2 separate regions of the Homo sapiens genome follow, and region 2 is linked to region 1. Evidence: read pairs that join two places in POLR2A ChIA-PET (ENCODE). Cell type or tissue: A673. All regions are shown on one strand. Region 1 overlaps GATD1-DT (GATD1 divergent transcript). Region 2 overlaps TSPAN4 (tetraspanin 4).

Region 1 (2,500 bases):
TACATCTTTTCTGGGTTTATTGTATAAACACAAAATCTACTGTCTTAACCATTTTGAAGTGCACAGTTCAGCAGCATCATGCGTATCCATTACCACCGTCCACCTCCAGAATGCGTCATCCCTCCAGAGACTCTGTCCCCATTACACATGGACTCCCCGTCCCCTCCCCTTAACCCCGGGCACCCACCACCTATCTTCTGCCTCAATGGCTCTCCCAAATCTAGCATTGCAGATAAATGGTATCGTGTAACATCTGTCCTTTCAATTGGCCTATTTCACTCAGGGTCCACCCATGCTGTAGTCTATTCAACTTCCCTTCCTTTTTATTTTATTTTTTGAGACGGAGTCTCGCTCTGTCGCCCAGGCTGGAGTGCCGTGGCGCAATCTTGGCTCACTGCAACCTCTGCCTCCTGGGTTCAAGGGATTCTCCTGTCTCAGCCTCCCAAAGTGCTGGGATTACAGGCGCACGCCACCACGTCCGGCTAGTTTTGTATTTTTTAGTAGAGATGGGGTTTCACCATGTTGGCCAGGTTGACTCGAACTCCTGACCTCTGGTGATCCACTCACCTTGGCCTCCCAAAGCGTTGGGATTACAGGCATGAGCCACTGTGCCCAGCCCAACCTTCCCTTCCTTTTTATGGCTGATAAAAGGATGGAAAAAAGGAAAGGAGAAAAAAAAAAAAAAAGAAAGAAAGCTCCTGGCTATTTGGGTCTCACCATTTGATTTTTCCTCTTTGTGCCATTTGTGCAATTTTTTTTTTCTTTTTTGACAGAGTCTCACTCTGTTGCCCAGGCTGGAGTGCAGTGACACGATCTTGGCTCACTGCAACCTCTGTCTCCCAGGTTCAAGCGATTCTCCTGCCTCAGCCTCCCGAGTAGCTGGGACCACAGGAACTCGCCACCACAGCCGGTTAATTTTTTTTTTTTTTTTGTATTTTTAGTAGAGATGGGGTTTCACCATGTTGGCCAGCCTAGTCTCGAACTCCTGTCCTCAAGCGATGCACCTGCCTCGGCCTCCCAAACTGCTGGGATTACAGGCGTGAGCCACTGCTCTCGGCCTGTGCGTTTTTTCTTTGCGGGAATGCTCCTCACTTGTTGCATTTCTTGCGGTGTTTTGCATCCCGAGCCCTTTGCCGCTTGCAGCATCCAATTATCTCCTCCAGTCAGCAGCCACTTGCCTTCCAGTGTTTCTGGAGCACAGACGTTCCAAAAACCCGAGTTTATCAAATTGGAACCATTCTCCCATTACCGAGTAAGCTTTTAGATTCGTGGGCAGAAGGATATCCTGCCACGTTCGAGTCTCATGTTCCTGGCATTTACTCACGCGTAGGCGTCTCATCCATCTGGCACTTAGGTTGTGTGTGGAGCGAGCCAGGGGTCTCACGTTTCTTGCCCATGAGATGGGACGGCCCCAGCGCCAGGGAGTGGATGGTCCTCTGCCAGCCCGCAAGGCGGCGCCAGCTCCTGCTCCCGCTTCCCAGCACAGCCTGTTCTGAGCCAGGCCCCACCGCCTGCGACTGTGGCTCTTTGTCATGTACTCACCTCCTTATTCCTCTCTTTAATCTCCCGCAGGTGCTCAGCTACTGGCTTCCCTCCCGGGACGAGGTCGGAGTCTCCGCCTGGGATTCTGAGGCGTGGCTTTTGCTTCACAGTGCCCCTAAACCTCAGTAGTGTAGGAAACTTTCTGAAAGGAAAACAAATTCTCAGGGATGCCCAGAACTTATCAGTTCACTTTTATTACAGAACACTTTTTTTTTTTTTTTTTGAGACGGACTCTTGCTCTGTTGCCCAGGCTGGAGTGCAGTGGCGCGATCTCGACTCCCGGGTTCACGCCATTCTCCTGCCTCAGCCTCCAGAGTAGCTGGGACTACAGGCGCCCACCCCCACGCCCGGCTAATTTTGTTATTTTTAGTAGGGACGGGGTTTCACCACGTTAGCCAGGATGGTCTCAAACTCCTGACCTCAGGTGATCCGTCCACCTCAGCCACCCAAAGTGCTGGGATCACAGGCATGAGCCACACGCCCGGCCTCAGAACACTTCTAAGGTCTAAACAAATACCAGATATAAAATGTATATAAAAAGGTCACGCTGTGAAGTCAAATCGCTTATAAGGAAATCTGGAAAACGGGAAAAAAGCAGGAAAGCTCCAACGCGCAGCATCATCTCTGGGGACAGAGGTGTCCACGGGTCTGGGGTCCGGGGACTGTCTGAGGCAGGCTGTGCCCCCCAGGCTCTGCGGGAACTCCCTGGAGACCCGCAGCTCTGAGCCTTGCTGGGAACCTGCACCAGCATCTCAAGTCCCCCATCCTCGTGTTAGCAGCCAGTGACACACGTGGCTTCCTAGGGTGCACGTAGTATTTATCACCCAGTGCAGAACGGGGTGAGCTAGGGGGAGGTTTCTCTGTTTTCCTCTCCAGCATCCCCTCCCCACTGCTGAGAGGGTGCGACTCCTCTCCCGGGACTCCCACCCTAGTGCATTCTTGGTGAGGCTGCTGATCA
Region 2 (2,500 bases), 69 kb before region 1:
GAGTGTCGCTGGCAGCAGCTGAGCTGACCAGGCAGCACAGAGGCCTGAAGGTGGGGGTCCCAGGGCAGCAGAGCCCCCCACGCCCTCACCATTGCTAACCTGTGTCTGTGTCGGCACCTGCCTTGGACCAGGACACCTCGCTCAGGCTCACGGGCCCTGCACCCAGCCTCCCCCGGAATGAGGCTCCCAGGAGACACCCCGGCCCCACCACAGGCAGCCTGCTTCCCACTCCCCAACCTCTGCAGGGAGGGCTCAAAGGAAGGCTCAGTGGCTGTGCCCCAGCGGAGCTGCCATCACCGGGTGAGGGCCTCTATTTGCTGAAGGCAGGTAGCATGTCCCCAGATGTCCATGGGGTTAGGAGTTGGCACCAGTGCTCTGAACTCTGAAGGCCCCACCGGGTCCCCCACCACCAGGCCAGGACACATCCTACCTCCCCACCCTGGCTGCCCCAGGAACCCTCCCCACTCCACCCAAAGCTGGAGGCTCTGAGCACAGACTCTTGCCAGCAGCCCCACCCTCCCAGACCCCAGCAAAGATGCCTGCCTGGGAAATCCGAACCAACGCTGTAAAGAAATACGTCAATCAGCCTTCTGGAGCGAGCCCCTCCCTTCCCCTCCCAGGTAGGCCCCCAGGCTGCCCCAGGCCGTCAGTGACCAGGGGCCCTAGCCTGACCATGGGTGTGGAGGGGGGCTCAGGCCTGGACCCAAAGAGACCTTGGAAGCCAGGAGTACTGTGAGGGCCTTGGAGGGTCTGCATTTGGAAGAAGGGGGGCTTTGAGGAGAACATGGAGGCAAAGGTGGGAGAGAGGGGTGCCAGGCTGGGGTTAAGGGCACAGGAGAGCAAAGCTAAGGGGCAGCCAGGCAAGCTGGGGGCAGAGGGAAGCTGCACCCTGACCACCGCACACGAGCCAGGCATGGGACCCCACTCCCAGCCCCCCAACCCCTCCCAGTGCCCTGGCCGCACCTGTACCACTTACAGGGCTCAGCCCCTGCCCCCACACCCACAGCCACACCCAGGACGGGCACAGCCCCCCAGTCACACACAACTTTCCTCACCCCACCCCGGCTCCCACCACTGCCCACGGCTCTGGTCACTGGCTGCCCACTGGGGCTCCCCCATGCCCTCCCCACAGGCCCAGCAGGACTCCGGCAGCGGGGGGTCAGGACAGACACACGCGGGGATCTTGAGGTCCCGCCGGGGGGACGTCCCTCCCACCACCTTAACCCCTGAACTTCGCCCCTGAGAAGACGGAGGAGGAGGAGGAGGAGGCCAGGTTGTATCCCCTGGTCTCCCAACGAGTAGGAAATGGAGTGGGCGGCAAAAGCCCCGACAACAGGGGGCTGGCACCCCCAAAAGGAAAGGAGCCCTGGGGAAGGGGAGCGCTAGGCCTGACTCCTGAAATAGCCTCACGCCAGGAGGAGAGGGCTTAGCTCACAGTGACTCAGGGCACAGCAGGCGTGGACATCAGCCCGGGACAGACTCTCCTGGCAAAACCCCCACTCATTCTTATTTCCCCTGCCCCGCCCCCACCCTTAGACCCCCACTGGGCACCAGCCCAGGGTTGGGGGGGGCCAAGGCTGGTGTATGAAGCCAGCGGGGCTCCAGTTTGCTGGACTGGCGGGAAGGTGGTGATTGATTAATAAAAAATAATTGGGGCCGCCTGTAATCCCAGCACTTTGGGAGGTCGAGGCAGGCGGATCACGAGGTCAGGAGTTCGAGACCAACCTGACCAACATGGTGAAACCCTGTCTCTACTAAAAATACAAAAATTAGACAGGCGTGGTGATGCGCGCCTGTAATCCCAGCAATTCGGGAAGCTGAGGCATGAGAATCGCTTGAACCCCAGAGATGGAAGGTTGCAGTGAGCCAAGATCACGCCACTGCACTCCAGGCGACAGAGCAAGACTCTATCTCAAAAAACAAAGATAAAAAAGAGAGAATTGCATTTTCCAGCCCAGAATAGGGTCCCAAGGGGGTTCCTTGTGTGTTCTTTCCCAGGTTGAGGATGGGGGAGTGTGTCTGCCATGCGGTAGGAATGGAGGCTTCTCTGGGGTTCACAGAGCAAAGAGAGGTCCACCTGGGGGTCCTCCATGAGGGCGGGCTGCTCTCAGAGCAGAGAGACCCCCCCTGGGAAAGGACCCTCTTCTTTCTCCCTGAAGGCAGGTGTCCAGGCCACGGAGGACAGGAGGAGGGTGGAGAGGAGAGAGGGCTTCCCCTCCCAGGACCTGCCTGCCTGCCTGCCGGGCCCCCACACCCACTGCCCTTCAGTCATTCTGCCCCGTCCCCCCGTCACAGAAACACTCTGGTCACTCAGCCACCTGCAGCCCACCCCCCACACCCACCAGCTCCAGACCACACCCACACCTCCCACCACCCCTACCTCCAAGGCGCCCCTCAGGCCTGGGCCTCACCCCTCCAGAGCCTCTTGCAGAAAACAAACCCTTGGGTGACCCCTTCTGGAGGTGGATGTCTGGGCCAAGAGCCTCCTTGGGTCACACTC

The links. Peaks named below come from ENCODE experiments on the same cell type or tissue, not always from the same donor. Only the 100,000 strongest peaks of a DNase experiment are listed, where the experiment ranks them.
Region 2: POLR2A ChIA-PET joins it to region 1 with 6 read pairs; 11 of 35 experiments call an interaction of 5 or more read pairs at or near these places.

What each region holds. Positions count from the first base shown.
Region 1 is chr11:782,714-785,213 of GRCh38, reverse strand. GATD1-DT (GATD1 divergent transcript) reads right to left here. Exons shown (of 2, transcript NR_126343.1): 2 at 917-1,684. Among named protein-coding and RNA genes, the nearest start is that of CEND1, 6.1 kb to the left of the region's middle. RefSeq lists enhancers at 732-1,419, 1,420-2,107. In A673, a CTCF peak has its summit at 1,439; a DNase peak (open chromatin) is centred at 1,423; H3K27ac peaks cover 718 bases.
Region 2 is chr11:851,560-854,059 of GRCh38, reverse strand. All of the region lies in intron 3 of TSPAN4 (tetraspanin 4), which reads right to left. Among named protein-coding and RNA genes, the nearest start is that of TSPAN4, 10 kb to the right of the region's middle. In A673, no CTCF peak of the experiment used is centred here; no DNase peak of the experiment used is centred here.